Linked DNA regions of Homo sapiens: region 2 is linked to region 1. Evidence: chromatin loops called from intact Hi-C (ENCODE). Cell type or tissue: PC-9. All regions are shown on one strand. Links, peaks and the distances in the headings refer to the core of each region. The heading gives the core; the rest is flanking DNA. Region 1 overlaps AFAP1L2 (actin filament associated protein 1 like 2). Region 2 holds the start of LOC105378494 (a long non-coding RNA gene).

The links. Peaks named below come from ENCODE experiments on the same cell type or tissue, not always from the same donor. Only the 100,000 strongest peaks of a DNase experiment are listed, where the experiment ranks them.
Region 2: it touches region 1 in a loop (7-fold over the local background); 3 of 110 quality-filtered maps call a loop at or near these places.

Annotation. Positions count from the first base shown.
Region 1 is chr10:114,370,301-114,381,319 of GRCh38, forward strand. All of the region lies in intron 1 of AFAP1L2 (actin filament associated protein 1 like 2), which reads right to left. Among named protein-coding and RNA genes, the nearest start is that of AFAP1L2, 29 kb to the right of the region's middle. In PC-9, for the core only: no CTCF peak of the experiment used is centred there; a DNase peak (open chromatin) is centred at 4,971.
Region 2 is chr10:114,314,831-114,325,849 of GRCh38, forward strand. It overlaps AFAP1L2 (actin filament associated protein 1 like 2), which reads right to left. Exons shown (of 19, transcript NM_001001936.3): 5 at 8,341-8,431; 6 at 730-935. LOC105378494 (a long non-coding RNA gene) reads left to right here and starts at 6,176. Exons shown (of 3, transcript XR_946334.3): 1 at 6,176-6,220; 2 at 8,117-8,270. RefSeq lists enhancers at 5,192-6,391, 5,802-6,503. In PC-9, for the core only: no CTCF peak of the experiment used is centred there; DNase peaks (open chromatin) are centred at 5,261 and 6,021; H3K4me3 peaks cover 389 bases; H3K27ac peaks cover 3,430 bases.

The DNA.
Region 1 (11,019 bases), core at 1,263-9,262:
AGAAGCAGCTACTACAAGCCTTCAGCTATTTTCGTGGTTGCTAAAAATGTTTCTTTGCTGAAATGAGTGGTGCTCAGGATAAATGGAGTGGCTGGAAATACTGTTCCAGCACTTCCACCCTCACATGAACAGGATGTAAGAGTCTGGGTAAGCCCAGCAGGCCATACCATTCACAGTTGTATCCTAGGCTCAGGACAAAATGCAGTGCAGGGTCCACAGAAGGCTGGAAGATTCTGTTGCCTGATCCACTAGGGTAGCTAAATCCTGCCCCGTGTATTTTCTTGCACTTACCTTAAGCCAGATGTTTTTTGGGCAGAATACCTAAATGCCAGAGAGCTGGGGCCCAGAGGATAAACTGTAAGACTGTTTTGGGGCCTGCTTGCTAACAGATTTTTGGAGTACAGCTAAATTTGGTCTGAGACTTGTTCTCATTTGAACATCAATTGGGGATGAAATTCTGCGGAGGGGACCTGTGCCCCGCTTCTGTATCTTGCCATTGGAGGTCACTGGGTTCATCGAAAGCACCTTTGGTATGGTTATCCACTTCCACTATTTCTCTCCATCTGGAATTCCTTATTTTTCCCCACTTTTCCATAAATCCCATGTAACCGTTAAAGCCCAGTTCAAGTCCTGCTTTCTCCAAAAAGCCTTCTCCAACCATTGGGACTTAGATGACAGCAAGACAATATTAAACGGAACCTTAAGTCTCTCATGACCATGACATCTACTTGGGGACTGCAGCAATACTGTGAGTCCTCACTGTGACAGGCTGGTGTCCACTGGGCCACCTACGGGACCCATGGAGAGGACACTCCGTAAGTGCCTGGCCGCTGGCTGGCAGGGCCAAGCTGGAGCTGCTCCTTCTGTCTCATCTCTCCTCATCAGCTGCTGGACAGAAGTGGCTGAAATCATGCCAAACGCTTTGCTCAGCCTGGTTGTTGATACTCAGTTCTCAAAGGAGAGAGCCAGGTGGGTTTGTGCTGAGAAGGTGATGGAAAGGAGAAAGGTGGGGATTTGGTCACCATCCTGGAAAGAAGAAATTCAGCTCAGCTGGGAAGAGGCAAATCAGGGAAGGAAAGCCTTTGAGGTGCGTAGTTGTAAACACTGATTCTGAAGAAAGTAGACTGGCAGGGCAAAGCCCCCTCATCAGTCCCCCGCGAAAAAAAGATGATTTACCAAGCTCAGAATTTGGGCCGTGGAAAAACTCCTATGTTTACTTTTTCTTTTTTTAAAAAAAACAAATACAAATAAAAACAGCACAAAGAAAACCAAACACCGCATGTTCTCACTCATAAGTGGGAGTTGAACAATGAGAACACATGGACACAGGGAGGGAACATTACACACTGGGGCCTGTTGTGGGGTGGGGGGCTAGGGGAGGGAGAGCATTAGGAGAAATACCTAATGCAGATGATGAGTTGATGGGTGCAGCAAACCACCATGGCACGTGTATACCTATGTAACAAACCTGCATGTTCTGCACATGTATCCCAGGACTTAAAGTACAATTATAAAAAAAATAAAAAATAAACAGCACAAGAGCAAAAGGAAGATTTTTTTGGGGGGGTGGCGGGGGAAAGTCCCTTTATAGCTCATATACCTAGTGAACTAAATAGGACTCCAGTGTATGGATAATATGGGTGAGTCTTCTATATTTTATCAAGGAAAAAAAAAGATAAAATGGAAGGCCTCTCCCCATGGGAACCACTACATTAACTTCTCCCCAGCAAGTCACATCTTGCAGAGACAGCAACAACAAAGGTTCTTTCCCTTAACTTGGACGAAACAGCAAAATTCTTGACTAATCTGTTCCAAATTGAAGTTTCTTCTTGGGCTTGGGGATTGATGCTCTAAATCGTTTTGTGGAGAATCTCAGGATAGCTGGAGAGGTTAACCCCAGATTGACCACTGCTGGTCCAGTCCCTTGGTCTCTGGGGATGCCCTGGGAGCCCCCACTTCTAGCCAGGAGCTTGGGATGCCATTCTTCATTCCAACAGTTCCCAGATTTTCCCTCTGTAAACACCAAGCCCAGCCTTGGGCTGACTTGCCATTGTGTGTCTGAGAATTTATGGCTCAGATAAGGGAAGCTGCACAGGGCTGGGCCGGGTAGGAGGGGCAGGGTTTGCCACCCGTGAAATGACCCAGTATTGTCTTTTGCTTCATTCTCCATATCTCAATATCCACAACAGGCCAAGGGTAGCCAGCTCCGGAAGCTTCCATGATGCCAAATACCTTCTCAATGACTTCTTTTGTATATTTCCTTCTATTTTTATTAAGCTTTTATTGGAAAAATGGAGTGTATGCATATGATGAAAACATATTTATATATACATATATAATATATATACACATATATGTATACATATTTATATGCACATATGTGTACATATATAAAGCAACAATTAAAACATATGCAATGAAAATTTCCCCCATCTTAAAACCCTCCCAGTGTCAGCCCCTTCCTGGCAATGACTATCAATAAACTGTGCATCCTTCCAGGAATTTCCTATGCATAATATTCTCTACATAAGATATTCACAGAAAAATACAGATAAAGTTATTTTATACAAGTAAGCTCACACTATTCTAGCATCCTGTACCTTGCTATTTTCACTTGCTAATGTGCCTTGGAGGCAACAGACAGCTGTGCCCCATTCCTTTTACCAGCTACGTGGTATTCCATGGAATGGATGCAATGTATGTTTTAAAATATATCCTTTTCTTCATAAAATACTACATAATTCCATCCCGGGCAACAGGGTGAGAACCTGACTCTATAAAAAAATTTTAAAATTAGCCAGACTTGGTGGCATGCACCTGTGGTCCCAGCTACTCAGGAGGCTGAGGTGGGAAGATCGCTTGAGCCCAGGAAGTCAAGGCTACAGTGAGCCACGATCATGCCGCTGCACTCCAGCCTGTGTGGCAGTGAGACCCTGTCTCAAATTTTTAAAATTCCTACATAATTCTTATTTTGCAAAATTTGCATTACAGGAAATGCATGTCAACGAGGAAAATCCCTTCCTCCCCACTTTTTTAAACTTTTGGCTGGGCACAGTGGCTCATGCCTGTGATCTCAGCACTTTGGGAGGCTGAGGTGGGCAGATCACCTGAGGTCAGGTGTTCAAGACCAGCCTGGCAAAAAGGCGAAACCCTGTCTCTACTAAAAATACAAAAATTAGCTGGGCGTGGTGGTGCATGCCTGTAATCCCAGCTACTTGGGAACCTGAGGCAGGAGAATCGCTTGAACCCAGGAGGTGGAGGTTGCAGTGAGCGGGGATTGTGCTATTGCACTCCAGCCTGGGTGACAGAGACAGATTCTGTCTCAAACACCACCACCAACGACAAAAAAAAACAACAACAAAACAAAACAAAAAATTTCAGTTCCAGCACTTCAAAGTCCCCTGACCACAGGCTTCCCCAAAAGGAGGACACTGAGACATTCACTTGGTGGCCAGCAGAGAGAAGATCAAGGCCACGGCCCCAGAGCTCCGTCTCTGCTCCCTTGTCCCCCTCTTGAAGTCTCTAGGCCTTTGTCACCATGGTTACCTGCCAACCCCTTATCCCCCAGGTAGCGAGATAATCTTGCCCCTTCTCTGCCCATACAATCAGCACAGCCTAGGTCCACAGCGGACAGAAGATGCTGGTTGGGATGCAGTGAAGTCCCAAGACCACCCTTTCCTAGGATATGTACAGGATACAAAAAATAGAGCCCCTGCCTTCACGGACCTTCTGTGTCATATCAGAGTGACAACACACAGCCCCATAAGCTAAAACCATCTCCTATAAACTCTGCGAGTCCAACCCATTCTCACTCCTCCTCTGTTGCTTCAGCATTCCGGGCTTGGGAGGATGTTTTGTCGGTTATTTCATAGACTTTTACATGTTCACCCCTTAAATCTCCCAGGCAACGCGACCCCAAACATCCCAGCTAAAATTACAGATTTGAAACGCCTGCACATTATCATTGGATTTTTCTGAAACTTGGTCATTCAAGCAGAAAGGGAAAAAGTGTTTCTGGAAACTTTCTTCGTGAGACAAACAGCACAGCTGGCTAAACCTCTGGCACAGAACCATAATGCCAGGGGCAACAGGACTGACAATCAGGACAGTGGTCTCATTGAAGGAGCCGCAGATGCGATCCTGCCCTGGAGCCTCTTCATGGACACCCAGCTGAGCGAGAGAGACTCCCCTTCCCCAGCCCTGGCCTCAAAATAAACGCAGATGCTTGGAGCACTGGCTTTGATGAGCCATTCTCCCTGGTTTGGGAGCAGCAGCGTTTGCTCCGGATTTGTGCTGTCTTTAGCTGCTCAGCATTTACACAGGAGCTGCCAGAGTCCTGAACTCACCCCCTCGCTGGATGATTCTAGAAGAAGAAAAAAAAAATGCAGCTGTTTCAGCTTCTCCATCCTTGGAAAGAGCTTCCAACTAAGAGCTGGAAGGGGCCCAGCGCTGATGCTGCATCCTGAAGAAACTCTTTCCTAGACAGATTTTAGAGAGCTAGGCGTGTGGGATAGGAAGGAATGGAGGATGGGGGCAGAGGGAGGGAGGGGGTGGGGGTGGGCAGAGAGGTGGTTTAGGTCCCTTAGGGCCACGGAACAGGGGCATGGCTTTGGTGAGAAGGGAGTTTGTCATTAGACCAGACATAACCTGCATATTCTTCCAGGTTCACTAAAGTGTCTGAGCTAACCTAGTCAGGTCAGGCATTACTCGGGGCTACTGCCTGATCCTCTAGAACAGGGGTCAGTGAACTATATACCTAAATCAGACTCGACACCTGTTTTTATATGGCCCTCAAGCCATACAAATGGCTTTTACATTTTTAAATGACTGAGGAAAATCAAAAGAAGGATAATATTTCATGACGCATGAAAATTATATGAAATTTCAACTTTGGCGTCCATAGATATTTATTGGAACACAGCCATGCACTTTTGTTTACATAGTATCAGTGGCTACTTCCAGGCTACCATGCCAGAATTGAGTCATTGCAACACAGAATATATGACCACAAATCCTAGAATATTTCCTATCTGCTCATTACAAGAAAGCTTGCCAGCCCCAATTCTAGAGCAGGCCAACAGGCAAAATCAAGGTTATCTTTCAGGAACTACTACTATAGCCAGAGAGAATACAAATGTCCACAAACTTTTTATTGACAAAATTCAAAATATAATAATAATACTTTATTCCAATGCTTTGTGATACAGATCTACCAATGGGAGTGGAAATTTTTTTTAGTGGGGGTAACATTTTGCTTAATTGGGGTTCAACATTAGCATTTCCTATCATTAAATCAATTGCAAATGTTTATTCATAAAAATCATTCTTAGCTTGAAGGCCCTTGGCTGAGGTAGTTTTCCAACTCATGCCCTAAGACAAAAAGAAAAAAGTGGCTAGGCATCATAGCTCACACCTGTAATTCCAACATTTTTGAAGGATAAGGAGGGAGGATTGCTTGAGTCCAGGAGTTCCAGACCAGCCTGGGCAATATAGCAAGACCTTGCCTCTACTAAAAATTTTGAAAAATTAGCCAGGCATAGTCCCAGCTACACAGGAGGCTGAGGCAGAAGGATCACTTGAGCCCAGGAGATAGAGGCTGCAGTGAGCTATAATCACACCACTGCATTCCGGCCTGGGAGACAGAGTGAGACCCTGTCTCAAAACAAAAAATACAAAAAAACAAAAACCAGAAAAGTGACTTCAATTTTCTAATTTCATACTCCAGTCCTCTAAGAGTCTAATCAGGAACAAATATAAAAATTTTAAATGGAATCTGGGAAAACAAAATTTACATGGCCAGTTGTACAGTTTCCTCCTACCTCTGCCAAAAAGCCACCCCCTTAAAGGAACTGCACACACTAAACCTTGTTGGAGAGACTGTGAGATCTTCCAGGGGAAGAAATATGTTTATTCATTGCTGCATAAACACATTGACTTGTGAAATAAATCAATATATATGGAGCATTAACTATGACCAGACCTTGTGCTCGGATCCAGAGGAAGTGGAATAGGGGTGACAAATGCAATACAAATCAGTATGAAATGTCATCTACACTTAAGGACTTCCAATTTAGTGGGGAAGAGAGGGAATCAATGCCAATTAAGAGAACTAAACTTTGATGCTGATGATTCTACTAAAGTAGCATCTGACTAGCATATAGACAGTCTAGATTGGATCCTATAAATGAACATTTGTTTTAACATGGGGTAGAGCCTATTCAGCTTCTCTTACTCAGAAGAATCACTGCTCCCATTGGAGGAGAATTCCAGCAATTACCTAACTCAAAAGAATCTACAATCACTGCTCCACTTGGAGGAGAATTCCAGCAATTACCTAACTCAAAAGCCACAAGGAAGAGCATTTTGAAATGATCACAAGGGCTGATACAACACTGCCAATTCAGACCCTGATAATGCAGTTGCTGAACTCGTTACATCCAGAACTGTCGACACTCAGTTAAAAACACTCACAATTTCAACACTATCCAAGGGATAGAAATACTGAAGACTTAAGAATAGAGAAACATGGGAAGAATAATAGACCACCCAAACAGAATCAGCTAGAGACTGAGAAACCACTGCAGCTTTTGGGCCTCCCTAGAAGTCACCACCCACAGAGCCATGAGCTAGGAGGGATAGGAGCAAGATGGAGTAGAGACCCCAGGAGACTGGGCTTGGCATATCCCTCACCTGCTGACCCAACACAGGGAAGGTGAAGGGCACTCAACTTGGTGTTTTCAAATATCACTGGGGGCATTATACAAGACAAGGTCATAATACATGTGAAACATCTCCTTTGGTCCATGGTTTACTAATTCACACTCACCCATCTCCTTCCTAGTCCCAGACTTCCCAAGTCAAAGAACACTTCTGAACAACCAAATATGAGATACTATGAACTCCATCTAACCTAGCACACAAACAGTTATCACACAAGTGTAGCAGAAGGAATGTTTTACCAGAGTATCTGGAAAGCCTAGTAGAAATATTCTGCCTTAAAACCCTTCAGAGAGGCCAGTTCCAAGGCAAGAATCAAATGTGGCTTGAAGCATGATTTAGAAACTAGATGACTTTGGGTCAAGTCTGATCAAAGACAGTGAGGTGCTTCTTGGAAAGAAGTCACCACTGTACCCATCAAGTTGTGGTGGGGTGGTGGATGGGAGGACACAAACGTTTGTTGACTGATTGCTGTATCATAGACACTGTACCATATGCCATATGTACTTAATCAAGGGAGTATAACTTAGGCATCAGTGGTCAATGTTGCTTATGGAACCAAGGTCTTGGCAAAATAGCAGTCAATGGTATAGAGTGGTTATTCGATTTCCCCAGTGTGATGATGGGGTTTATTTAATAATTATTTATTGAGCTGTCATACTTCAAGATACAAAAATGAGCAAGATGCATTTCTGCCCTCAAATGCCTTAATTTCAACTCAGCAAGGTATCTGTGAACCAAGTGCTGAGAAACACAGAGGAAGGAGGACCTGTTGGCCTGAGAGGCTTAAGGAGAGAGCATCACATAGTTGGTTCCATTTCCAAGGGAGACTGAAGTCCTCCATATGTCTGAGGGATTCTACAGAGAGCTCAAATGTGTTTCCTACACTTCTCAGGAGTACTTCCCAAGAAACTGTATTATGGTTTTTTTGTGGGTCTTCACTGGTGCCACCCCTACGATAGGCTGTGTCGCTATTTGCCGTAAAGCCTCCCAGGCAAGGAGGGCTGCCACAGCAAAAACAGAACCCGTGTTAAGGGAAAGGTCCTTCAGAATGAGGGTACCAATCACCAGGTGTTCTGCCACCTGCAAGTGGATTGCTCTGCTTGCAAGAACCTGAAGAAGGATTCTTCTTTACCTTATCCACGGAATTCTCAAGACAGCGGCTTACAATTCTTTTCCGCTTCAATGCTAAGCATGTTTCTAAAATAAGCATTAGCTCTGTATTGACACAAGAAATTGACTGGGAATTTTCAGTCAGTCAGGGGCAAAACTGTGTCGTCCTACTGAAGCTTATACCCATACCTTATTATTCTATTAGCTCTTTCCAGCTGACACACTTGTAATTGCTTGGGTGGAATCCAGAAAAGGTGGAAGACACACCAAAATCAGAGCCCCTTCCAGGATAAGCTGATACACTTCCCATGGGCAAATGTTTAAAATATTGCCATTGTCCTCATTATATCCTCAGAGGCCAAGAGATTTAGAACATAAACGAATGTCTTCTAGTACAGTGGACTATAATTTCTGCGTGAGAAATGGTCCGTCTCCCTCAAGCAATGGAGTCTTGCTCCTTCTGCAGTGGTATCTCGCTTCTTCCAGATTTTCAGTGCACCTCTAAATCTAAGATAGTGACTGAAATTAAATTAGCTGTCCCCCAAAATACTAAAGCCAAGAAAATGGCCTAGAGGAGGAGAAGCAATGGCCCCCCATCTTCCAGCTCCTCAAGACAGTCCAAGAAGTTTCCAGAGAGAACCCATGGAGAAAGAAGCTTGTTCCAGGCCATGCACCAGATAGAGAAGTGACTACCTGTCTAGCTCCTCCACCACAGTGATGTCTAAGACAAAGTCAGCAAAATTGGGATCTTCAAAACTAGGTCACTCTGATCGGGACTAAATATACTATTTTCCCATGATAACAGGCACAGCAGCTCATGCCTGTAATCCCAGTACTCTGGGAGGCCGAGGCGGGCAGATCGCCTGAGGTCAGGAGTTCAAACCAACTTGGCCAATATGGTGAAACCCCGTCCCTACTAAAAATACAAAAAAATTAGCCAGGTATGGTGCTGGGTGCCCATAATCCCAGCTACTCAGGAGGCTGAGGCATAAGAATTGGTTGAGCCCGGGAGATGGAGGTTGTAGTGAGCCGTGATCGCACCACTGCACTCCAGCCTGGACGACAGAGTGAGACTCTGTCTCAAAAAAAAAAAAAAGGAATAAACTGGTTATCACTGGCCATCACTGAGGGAGTCTGGATCAGAGAGCCCCAGACCTGTCAACCATAAGAAAGCACCTGCCCTGTTCCAGGCTATGCAGCAGATAAAGAAGTGACTACCTACCCAGCTCCTCCCCCACAGTGATGTCTAAAACAAAGTCAGCAAAATTGGGATCTTCAAAACCAGGTCACACTGACCTGGACTAAATATACTATTTTCCCATGATAAAAAATAATAATAATAAAGAATGAGTCACCCACCACCAGATGGAATAGTTAAAACTTTGGAAAAATGCATCCCATAAAACAAACGGTCTGGAGGAATGGTAGAGACAGGGAGGAAGAAGACAGACAGATGAACATTTTTTTCCTTTAGAGGAAGTTTTGAAATATTAAGACAACTTGGATTGCATGTTTATTGCTAGTTCCAGGCAAAATCCTTTTGAGGTTTTATGTTCCGCATGGGTTTACCCCACATTCTTACATGTGAACACTTCCAGGGCAGTCATATGATGCTGTACTAATCCCATAACCCCCAAACCCCAAGTGTTTGATAAGTCTGATGATATGAAAGTTAAGCAGGTCTTTTCCTTGAGTGAATCAGTTTCCTTGCCTTACAACTCCCCAGAAAGTGGAAATTGGCCAAGGTCAAAGACTGGGTCTGCCTGGGAAGAGATGATGATTTCATTGGTTGCGACTTTATGGGGCTTTGTATGTTTTCTGTGGCAAATGCTTTTGCTATCCCTTTGTGAGGCGGCAGGGGCGGGGGAATCCCAAACTCCATCCCTTCCAGGGATCTTGAGTTACACAGTCTGAGAAGAGAATATAGCCAAAGTCAAACCCTCACTTCCTTACTATCTAGGTTCTCAATGGCAATTTAGCACTGGGTGATGACCATATTTATGTCCGAGAGGCTTTCATTCCAAGATGTGGGGCTGTCCTCACAAGACTCACCACAGTCCTTCTACCATGAGAAAGCCAATGGCTCCAGTGAACACATTAAATGGAATTTTCCACCACACTTCCCTGGACTGTTCCTCTCTTGGCAAGGTGCCCAAGAACACCTGAGGCAGTTGCTTTTTGAAAGGCAATACTGCAGGTTTCTGTCTCCAGATTTGTCTCAAAGCCTCAGTTTCCTTGTATTTAAACTAGGAATGAAAAACTCTACCTTTCCTCATAGACTTATAAGGATTAAATAGGGCAATTTATGTAATGCATTTGTCAGAGGTCATGGGAGCAGAACTAGCTTTTATTCATTACAAGCTTCTAGGCAGCAGGAACAATGTTGGGTTTGATTTACACAGTCTCTACCCCTGCACTATATATAAAGGTCTAATAAATGCTTATGATGAGTGTGTTTTTAAAAAGTAAGAGTGAGGGAACATATCATAAAGCCACAATAATTAAAGCAGTACATCCACAGCACATGAATGGACAGAGAGATCAATGGAAAAGATTAGATTATACAGAATAGACCCTGATGTGGACAGTGATCTCATTTACAACAAAGACATTGAGAAGACATTACTACAATGGGGTATCCATCTGGAAAAATGCAAATTTGGACCCTTGTATCATACAATAGGAAGAATTTTAGGTGGTTCAAAAGTTTTAAACATGACATATAAGATTACAAAAGTACAGAAGCGAACACAGCTAGTGGGTATGTAAAATGGTGCAGCTGTTTTAGAAAACAGTCTGTCGGTTTCCCAAATGATGAAACATAGATTACCACATGACCCAACAATTTCGCTCTTAGGTGTGTGTGTATGTATATGCATGTGTGTGTATCTCACACCCAAGAAAAATGAAAGCATATGTCCATTCAAAAACTTGTACATGAATGGTTACAGCAGCGTAGCAGCATTATTCATAATAGCTAAAAAGTGGAAACAACCCGAATTTCCATCAGTGGTGGAATGGATAAACAAGAGTTGTTATAGCCATACAACAGAATATTATTAAGCCATGAAAAGCAATGAAATACTGATACAGGCTTCAACTTGGATTGAACCTTGAAAACATTATGCCAAGTCAAAGAAGTCTGTCACAAGAGTCTACATAGCATATGATTCCATTCAAAAGAAAGTT
Region 2 (11,019 bases), core at 1,087-9,086, 56 kb before region 1:
TCATGCTGCACAGATAAAAACAGTAGCCAGGGCTGGGCGCAGTGGCTCACGCCTGTAAACCCAGCACTTTGGGAGGCTGAGGCAGGCAGATCACAAAGTCCGGAGTTCGAGACCAGCCTGACCAACATGGTGAAACCCCGTCTCTACTAAAAATACATAAATTAGCCAGGCGTGGTGGCGGGCGCCTGTAATCCCAGCTACTCAGGAGGCTGAGGCAGGAGAATCACTTGAACCCAGGAGGTGGAGCTTGCAGTGAGCCAAGATTGCGCCACTGCACTGCAGCCTGGGCGACAGAGCAAGACTCTGTCTCAAAAACAACAACAAACAAACAAAACAAAACAACAACAAAAAACAGTAGCCAGAATTGGGGCTGGGCTGGAGGAGCCTGACTGGACTCCAGCGGACAGGATGTGAAAAAGGACCAGGGGACAGAAAGATGTATCTGTCTCACAAAGAGGAGGATGGGATGGGGATGGGGGAGGCGGTGGTAGTCACAACCCCCTTTGAGAACTTGATGAAACTACTAGACCTTTCTGGTTCAGAAAAAGTACATTCATCCATACACACAAAATCCTGTATACAATTTCAGATTAGGGAGAAGTTAAAATCTCCTGACATAAACAAGCTCGAAACCTCTGAGGTCAGGGACCATCCTGTCCCTCCTTCCCTGTCCCTGCCCCTTCCCCAAGGAGAGGAGTCGGGGGACAAGACGACGTAAGGCAGACTGACCAGAAGCCTGTTGTCCTTGATGACACAGAGCTGCTTGGCCCACTGTCCCAGCCACTTCTTGCGCCACAGGAAGGCGCAGATGCGGGCGTCACGCATCAGCTCGATGCCGGCCTCCGGCGAGGGCCACTGGTAAGGGGCCGACTTGCCCTTGCTGCCGTCCTCTTCATCGTAGGACTCGTAGGAGCTGCTCACAGCCTCTCCGTCCTCTGCAAGGAAGACCAGCTCGGTCAGGGCCCCATGGGGCAGGGGACAGTCCTGAAGCAGCATCGCTGGGGAGGGCAGCAGGCAGGAGCAGCAGCAGCCAGACCACAGCCCCCGACTCTCCCTGCCCTCAAAGCAGCCCCACAGCCAGCAGCCAGATCCCAGGGCTGGCTTTCCTGCCCCCAAACCCCTCAGCAAGGCTTCTTGGATGCTGCCTGTGGCCACAAAACACAAATAACTGAAAACCAAAGTCTCTCCCTTTTCTTCCTCAAATCCTGTCACTCCCAACTCCACAGAAACCCTGAGAAGACACTGCCCCACAGACCAACTGTTTGCTCTTGACAAGGCCAGTTCTCCTACTCGGGGCCTCTAATTCCTCAAATGAAAGATGAAAGGCGTGGGGTGGGATGTTGCCAGGTTCTCCCAGGCCTGGCCTCTGGCATTCCAAGGGCTCAGGAGGAAGAGAACGCCATCCGTGCTCCACCTGAGCTGTATGTGAGGCAGGCCTCTGATGGCCGCTGGCCTGGCTGGGCCTGGCTCAGTCCTAGATCTGGGGAAGGGGCTGTGGCTCCTCAGAAATAAAAGTCCAAATAAACCACAGCAGGAAACACTTTCTGGGGAAAGGGGCCACCTTCTTACTCCCAAATACCCTCTCCCAGTCATAGCCCTTCTTCAAACCTCCACTCATACCCTCCACAGACACTGCTTGCTCTCCCTCCCTGCCTAATACCTCCTGGCACAAATGTAGCTCCTTTTACTAGTGTCTAACTTAAACCCTTCCTCTTTTGTTTTGAAAGAATCCTAAAACTCATCAGAGCACAAATCATGCACGATTCTACGCATACCCCAACTGCCTCAGTTTCTAGTTTCTGCCCCCACCACCCTGCAAGAGCTATTCTGTTCCCAAGTCCTACTGCTCTATTCAAGGACAAAACAAAAACCATGTGAAGAAAAATCAATCAGTTCATCTGTCCATCGATTGATTGATCTATCTCTCTCTCTATTCATCCATCCATCTATCCCTGAAAAGCAGGACATGGAGGAAAGGGAACCTCAGGATTTCAGTCCAACCCCTGGCACAGGAATCCTGTCTATCATAACCTTGATGCTCTGCCCAAATTTCCCACGGAGGGCTCACTATCTCCTGATCCCTGGATACTCCCATTCCCGGCAGCCCTGTCAGTTAGGAAATGGACTCAGCATCTATTTCCCTGACTTCCGCATGGCAGTCCTTGTTCTGTCCCCTTGAGTCAGGCTGAATGACACTCTGCCTTCATTCCCATGACACCCTTCAGAAGAGGACCAGCCCATAGACCCGTAAGTCTTGGCAGAAGAATCCAGAAGCCCTTTCTCCTATCTGTATAGCTAGATAAAATGTTGTCGATTTTACTAAGAAGCACGTTTGATTTTACTAAGAAGCACATTTGAAACAGAATATAGAAAAATGGGATGAGGCCTCTGCAATAGTTATTCTAGCAACAGTGCCAGTGAAAATGTGTTTTAATATTTCTAAAAACAACATTTTAAACATTTTAGTATCAATTTTCTTTAAAAGCCATGTGACACTACTTCTCTTAATGGCTTAATATAAAAGTGTATAATTTATACCTATTAAATAAGACTGAAAATAGCAGTATTACCCAGGATGGAACCCTGAACTCTTACGTTATAGGTGACAACGTAAATTAACACAGGCTTCTCAGAAAGCAGTCTGGCAGCCTGTTTCAAGAGCCATAAAAAACACCCATACTCTTTGATCCAATAATCCCAGTCCTGGTATTTTATCCTAGGAAACTAGTTTTTTAAAAAGAGAAGGGGCCAGGCGTGGTGGCTCACACCTGTAATTCTGGCATTCTGGGAGGCCAAGGCAGGTGGATCACTTGAGCTCAGGAGTTCAAGACCAGCCTGGGCAGCATGGCAGAACCCCATCTCTAAAAAAAATACAAAAATTAGCTGGGCATGGTGGTATGCACCTGTAGTCCCAGCTACTTGGGAGGCTGAGGTGGGAGGATGGCTTGAGCCCAGGAGGCGAAGGTTACAATGAACTGAGATCGTGCCACTGGCACTCCAGCCTGCGCAACAGAGTGAGACAGTCTCAAAAAAAAGGGCGGGAGTGGGAAAGAATGTTACATGCATTAGGATATTCATTCAAATGCTGTTTAGCAGTCAGCAGAAGGGGACTGGGTAAGTAAAGCATGATTTTACCCACTTAGTCATGTCCATGCAACTGTAATCATTTAAAACTCTGAAAACTAGTGTGCAGCTGGATAAACTCCCTAAGGTATGATAAGGGAGAAAGCACAGTTAGAACTATACATGCAAACAGATCAGCACTGCAAGCAACATAGAAAAAGCTCAAAATAGTTGATTTGATGGGTAGTAGGATCAGGGTGATTTAAAAATGTTTTTCCTTATTGCCAGTATTGCATTATCTGTATAATAAGCGACATTTAAAAAATGATATACTGTCATTGGGATACTTCCTTCAGTAACAAAAATTAATGGAGGAGGCTACAGAGTTTACTGTGAAGAATTTGGGTAAGTCTCCACTGTTCTGTGCTTCTGGGGTTGCCCCACATGTTTCATGAAGAATTCTAACATCTGCCCATCCTCCTCCATGGGGGTATTAGGAAACTAAGAACGGCAAATCATCAACAGGACTAGGTATGAAAGAAAAAACATTGAGAAAAAAAAGAGGCTGGGCATGGTGGCTCACACCTGTAATCCCAGCAATTTGGGAGGCCAAGGCGGGTGGATCACTTGAGGTCAGGAGTTTGAGACCAGCCTGGCCAACATGGTGAAACCCTGTCTTTTCTAAAAATACAAAAAAAAATTAGCCGGGCATGGTGATGGACGCCTATAATCCCAGCTACTCAGGAGGCTGAGGCAGGAGAATCATTTGAACCAGGAAGTGGAGATTGCGGTGAGCTGAGATCGCGCCACTGCACTCCAGCCTGGCGGCAGGGTGAGACTCTGTCTAAAAAAAAGAAAAAAAAAAGAACAACAAATCATACTCCTGGAGTATCTTGGAGGAAATTTAGAGCAAATATATTAATAATTGTTTTTACCCCTAAAAGGGATCACAGCACACCACAAACATTGCATATTCTTGGCCAGGCATGGTGGCTCATGCCTGTAATTCCAGTACTTTGGAAGGCTGAGGAGGGCAGATCACTTGAGGCCAGGAGTTTCAAACCAGTCTGGCCAATATGACAAAACCCCGTTTCTACTAAAGATACAAAAATTAGCCGGTCATGGTGATGCGTGCCTGTAATCCCAGCTACTTGGGAGGCGGAGACAGGAGAATCCCTTGAACCTGGGAGGTGAAGGTTGCAGTGAGCCAAGATCATGCCACTGCACTTCAGCCTGGGTGACAGAGCCAGACTCTGTCCCAAAAACAAAACAAAACAAAAACAGTATGATATTCTTAAAACAGATACTTGGCTTCTAGGAGGGGCAGGGTGAACAGGAATGAGAGGCAGGATGCTGAGATAATGCCATCCCCATCTGCCATCCCTAGGTAGACTCTACCTCACTGTGTCCTGTGGAACTGAGGGCAGAACAGCCATGCACACTGTGGGTCTTTTAGCCATGTGTTTTGATACCACATGGGTGGGGGGTGGGGGCTGTGGAAAGCCAAGTAGGTTGCTCCTCTGGAAGATCGCACGTGGCATGCAAGTGCAAGACTCATGCACGAGGACAGGAAGAAGACAGTGGCCACCCTCGGGACATGCACACATCTTTGAGAGACAGGCAGCAGGCAAGAATCACTGGCATTCCAGCTCGGGGAGTAAGCAGTACCCAAGGTGATCGTGGCATAAATGACTCCTTCGGGCACCTGCACCCATCTGGGGACTCCAGTGGGGAGAAATCCGCCAGAGTGACCTGCATAACATCCAGGAGCACAGACAGAGGGAAGAGAAGAGAGACAGAATGAAGAGAGGAGCACGCCCAAGTGCAGAGACACAAAGAGAGAGACCCAGATGTGGCAACTCGGCTGCCAGTCCACCAGAGGTTAGTGCTTGCCCATCAGAGGTGTAGGCTGTTGGGTGAGGCCACTGCTAAGCCAAGGACATCATTTCCTAGATCCAGACCCCTTCACATCCAGAGATGACCATGTGACTACTTGTCACCAAGGGACTGTGGGCAGAAGTGATGTGCGTGACTTCCGGCTGGTGCTGTTAAGAAGCAGATAGGGGTTCTCTGCTCTCTCTTTGCAGAGGATTTTGCGTCCCTCGAGGGTGGCCGAGACAAACATGGAAGGAGCCCGGGCACCTAATCTACATGAGGATGAGTAATGCCCCACACTGAAATACCCGAGTGAGAAACAGGTTTGCATTGTGTTACTATAAACAGGAGCTGCTGGGTTATTTGTTACAGCTGCTAGCAGTACCCCAGGGTGAGACACCATCAGTGAAGAACCTGGTATCTCTGGCAAGCAGGGCAGACCCCGATATCCCTAGCACAGGCCAGCAGGGCACTTATTACACATGTGCTCAGAGAGAGGGACATGACCCAGGGGAGCGGTGTGGGGATAGGGCTGATAGAGCAGGTCAAGAATCCAAGCAACTGGCCTTTTGCAAGAAGTCAGCAAATCGCTATGGCCGCCAACTATAGCAAGGGGCTGGGGCCCCACGCCTATTCCTCCAGTCACAACCTGCATGTCACACTGTTTGACCAGGCAGGACCTGAGGTCAGGCCAGCTTGTAAGGCAGGTGAAGGCCTCCCTCTGTGCTGACCATGACTGCTTCTCCCCAAGTCATCCCCAGGCCTCTCCTTGGCAGGACAGGCAGGGCTATGTTCCCTCCCACCTCGCAGCTGGTTTTCCTCCATCTTGGAGCTTTCCTGACCCACTCCACACAGTGAGTTCAAGCTGTCCTTGGGATGACCCCTAGTCCCGGCTACGACCAATATGAACTCACAGTTGAGAGACAAAACCAAGAAGCGCTGGCCTTTCTGACCACTTGTTTGTGTCGAGATGGAGTGTCTGACCCACAAACCGGCCCCCTGGTGCGTCTGGCAGGCAGGCCCCTGCTGGCCCGGCCACACCTGGGAGCAGGGAAGTGCTCACTGCGGTGAGTCACTGTTTCCACCTTCAACGCGCATCCAGACAGCAGCACCGCACCCTCGCCTTTGGTCTGAAATCACAGCCCGACTGGTGAGCTGGCACCACCTCGCATGCTCAGTGGGTCAATGCTAAGTGCTGGCTGCCCACAAAGCCAGCGTCTTAGAATAGACTCAGCCTAAACAGGCGCTCACTTCCCACAGAGTTCCCAGCAGGAGGTGGCAGGTAAGTGTGAAGGAAGGGCAGGGGAATCCCATCCCGCTCCCAGTCACCGGTCCCATCTCATCCCTGGTCCTGTTCTTTTTATTTTTATTTCAATAGTTTTTGGGGTTCAGGTGGATGCATTCTTTAATGATGATTTCTGAGATAGTGCACTGTCATTCGAGTGGTGTACACTGTACCGAATATGTAGTCTTTTATCCCTCACCCCCACTCCCAATCTTCCCCCGCTAGTCCCCAAAGTCCATTATATCACTCATGCCTTTGGGTCTTCATTGCTTAGCTCCCACTTATAAGTGAGAACATAAGATATTTGGTTTTTCATCCTGAGTTACTTCACTTAGAATAATGGCCTCTAGCTCCATCCAAGTTTCTGCAAAAAACATTATTTTATACCTTTTTCTGGCTGAGTAGTATTCTGTGGTGTGTATGTACCACATTTTCTTTATCCCCCTCATTGGTTGATGGCACTTAGGTTGGTTCCATCTCATTCCTGGTCCTGCTCTTTATGGAACCAACAACACCTTCCTCAGCCTAGTTCATTCCCAGCCCCAGGGGCCCTAGCCTTTTATATCTGCTGATTGATTTATGCTTTGAAAGCCCTTTCACCTACAAAGGAAGGAAAGAGAAGGAGGACAGAAGGGGAGGACCACAGTCCAGCTGCCACAGAGACGAGGGTCACAACCACTTCTTTCTGAATCTCAAAGCCTTCCTGTGTGATCAAATCCCCACACCAAGAGCACTTTTGATCCAACTTCCTCAGGCTGAGAGCCATCAGCCAAGGACAGAGGGTGTTAGCATGAGCCCTGCCTACAGAGCCGCTCACACAGTGTCCAGGGCGATCTTTTCAATACCTAAGTGATATAGTTTGGCTGTGTCTCCACCCAAATCTCGTCTTGAATTGTAGCTCCCATAATTCTCACGTGTCATGGGAGGGACCTGGTGGGAGGTAATTGAATCATGGGGGTGAGTCTTTCCCATGCTGTTCTCGTGATAGTGAATAAGTCTCACGAGATCTGACGGTTTTATAAAGGGGAGTTTCCCTGTACACGCTCTCTCTTGCTACTGCCATGTAAGACGTCTTTGCTCTTCGTCTTCCACCATGATTGTGAGGCCTCTCCAACCATGTGGAACTGTGAGTCCATTAAACCTCTTTCCTTTATCAGTTACCTAGTCTCGGGCGTGTCTTTATTAGCAGCATGAGCACAGAGTAATACACTAAGTTAGGTCAGTCCCTAAGTAACCCTCTGGAGGTTTGCAGTCTTTCCTCATTCAGAACTAGGCCAAAGTCATTCCTGTGGCTGGCAGCCCCATCTGCGTCCCCACCTCCTTTCATTCTCCCCTGCTCCTGCCATGCTGGCCTCCTTGTTGTTCCTCAGACACACCCAGAGCTCTCCTGCCTTGACGCTTTTGCAGATACCATGTTCTCTGTCTGGAAAGTTCTTCCTGAATGTATCTGCCTGACTCACTCTCCACTTCATTCAGGAATCTGTTTAAGTCATGCTATCAGAGAAGCCTTCCCTATCTAAAGTAACTCCCCTGTCCTGCAGAAGCCCAGCTCCTGTTCTGTTTTCCATCCTCTCACTTATCACCACCGACACATGCTGTTTATTTGTTGTCTGTTTTCTCTCACGGAATGTCAGTGCTGGGATGACTGGGCTCCTGTCCCTGACACAGCGGGAGCACCATAACTATGAGTCCAGTGAAAGAACATGGAAACTGAGCTCAGACTCAGCCTGACCGCCACTTCCATTGCTGACCAGGGCCTTGGGCCTGTTGGCCAACACTCCTCTCTTCTGTCACCTTTGTGCTGAAATCTCACAACTTGCAGGCAGGAACCACAGAAAACATCAGATGCAGTCAATCTATTTGTTGTGTACCATCCCTCATTCCTCCTTGCAGGACAGCTAGGTCTGCTGTGGGTCTTGGCTCCCCATTCACACTAAAGGCTGAATGCTCTGTGGCCAGTTCTCAATTTGGACCATGCTTTCCTGTCACAGCAGCCCAGACTACCCTCTGTCACCCAGCCCAGGATGAGTGTATCTGTTACCCCCAGGTAAGTCTGCACCAACATCTGTGCAGGAAGCAGTAAGTCACCCTCCCAAGCCCCAGCCGCTGGGATGTACCATTGAGGGATGTGTCATATGGCTCAGCCTCTTCATAGTAGCCCTCTGGAGACTCCGTCTTTGGGATGGCAAGCTGTTTCCGTTCTGGAATCTGTGGTATGAACAAATAAGACAAACGTTTGCAGATATGGTACACTGGGAGCAACTTGGAAATAACTCTTCGGGTGGAAGTCTAGAAGACAAAAATGCCCAGCTGGACTTTAAACTTTAAGCAAGTTGGGAGGGAGAACATGCAGTATCATGAATCCCATCAGTCACAGTCCATAGTGTTTGGTCTGTAGCCACGGAAGGGCTGTGGGCACGTTGTTTAACCTTGCCAAGACTCAGCTTTCTCCCCTGCAAAATGAGGCTCAAGCCCCCTACCACACACACAAAATATCATTATGTACATGATATATCATGCACTTAGCAGTCCAGAGAGTGCCCGGCTGTTGGGATAGCTATTGTGGCTTTTAAATAGAATATATTTTCTAAAAAGACAAGTGCTAATCAATAGCACAGGGAGAAAGAGGACCAGGTTTCTAAATCCTACACTTTTACCATAATATAGTTCAATCACTCATTCAGCAAATATTGGATGACTTCCATGTACTAGCTGAGAGGGACACATCGAAATTTCAGGAGTCAGTCCTAAGAAAAGCTTGAGTAGCTGGTAGATTTTTAACAGCTCCTGGTCAAGTGCATTGTGATATAGTAGTGCTATAATGGACAAGGTCAAAGTTCTGTGAGAACCACAGGAGGGTGTGAGGAATATTTAGGACAAAGGAAGGATGCCCAGGGTATGTGATCTTTGCGCCGAGCCTCAAAGATGACCCTGAGCTTATGTGGGATGAGGTTGAACGTGTGCAATTTGAGAATAAAAAACACCTGCAACTGTGTCAGAAGCACAGAACGTGAAATCATTGTGTTCCTCCCTTATTCCACCTGCATAGTAGGCACTAGACTATGAAGCTATGCTTCAATAAGCTACCTTTATAAACAACCATGGGGGAGAAAAAGAGGTAATTTGTTGCATTACTATTATGACAGACAGGTCGTGAATGTGTAAGCACCCTTGAACATGGGTCTCCAGTGTCTTTTGTTTTGTTTTTCTGACAGAGTCTCATTCTGTCACCCAGGCTGGAGTGCAATGGTGCAATCTCGGCTCACTGCAACCTCTTCCTCCCAGGTTCAAGCAATTCTCTTGCTACAGTTTCCCGAGTAGTTGGGATTACAGGGGTGCACCACCCCCCCCCCCCCCCCGGCTAATTTTTGTATTTTTAGCAGAGATGGGGTTTCATCATGTTGGCCAGGCTGGTCTCAAACTCCTGACCTCAACTGACTGCCCGCCTTGGCCTCCCAAATTGTTGGGATTACAGGCGCAAGCCACCATGCCCGTGGTGTCTTTCTGAATCATGAAACTCCATGGGAATATGCATAATGAGTTCACAACAGAAGTGGCAGAGCTCGAAATGTATTCCCTCCCACTCTTGATTTTGAGAAGTCCTTGTGCTGCGCCCTCCGCGTGAGAGGGAAGGCCTGGGCCTTCAAGGAGGCTCCACGTGAAAGCACAGGCAGGCTGTGAGGTGGGGGAGGTTGTAGGGGGAGATGATGGAAGCAGCAGCCAATGGAAGGACGCTGCAGTGCCCTGAGCTCAGGTGGACCCCTGTGCTTTGGGGGAGAGGGTAATGCTAGGAATCCAGAAACTCCTGCCATGAAAAATGGATTTGGGGGACCCAGGATGGAGGTAGCTCCCCTACTCCTGGCCCAGGAGACAGTGGGAGGACAGGCAGCCTGTGCTTAGCCCCTGTGGGACAGTCCTCAGCCTGGGCTGCAAGAGTATCCCTTCCAGCTTCCCCAGGGTGAGGATACCAGGGTCCCCAGAGCCCAGTCCTGTGTGGTTTGGACTCTACAGTCTGTTTATATAGACCCTGGAGTTCATGTAACTTGATTTCAATCCGGGCTTCAGGACCTCATAGATTTAACCTTGGGTATGTGACAGCCTCTCTGAGCCTTGCTTTCCTTCTTTATAAAATAATAATACTAGGGTTGTTTTGAAAATTCAATGAGACAAAACGTGATAGTGTTTCCACAGGGCCTGGCCCATATTAAATACAAGGAGGCCATTGTTATCACTGTCTGGGGCCCCTCCACAGTCCCAGGGTCTGCAGGTTGCGCAGTGAGGGCAGTTAATGTGACAGGCAGTTAATGTGTTGTCCTGAAAGCTGAGACGAAGAGGATCGACCCTGTCGGGGCATCGCAGAGGGTTGGCTGAGGCCAGGCCACAGCCTGGGTCCAGCACCAGATCTGGTCCTGTACCAACAGAGCTGATATGAGGCACAGGGCAGGCTCAGAACAGCCTTCAGCCCTCCTCTGGCATGTGGCACCCCCTACAAAGAAAGGAATCAAAGAATTTGGTCACTTCATAAGCAAACCCGACACTGTACTGGGCTGACAGACGCACTGCTGAAGGGAGCCAGGTTGCACACCTCTGCCCAGGCTCCTGCCTGGCAGCCAGGCCCTAGCAGACAATGAGCGTGCCATTGGTAACTTCTAGTGTATGGTCCTCCCTCTTTGCCAGCCCCAGCCTGGTACAAGATCTTTGCTCTCTCAGCCTTTCCTGGTCCCCCTGGTCAGCCAGCAGCCTGAGAAAAGGCTGAGACAGTGACAGACTTGCCTGTGGTCCACTAACAACAGGCT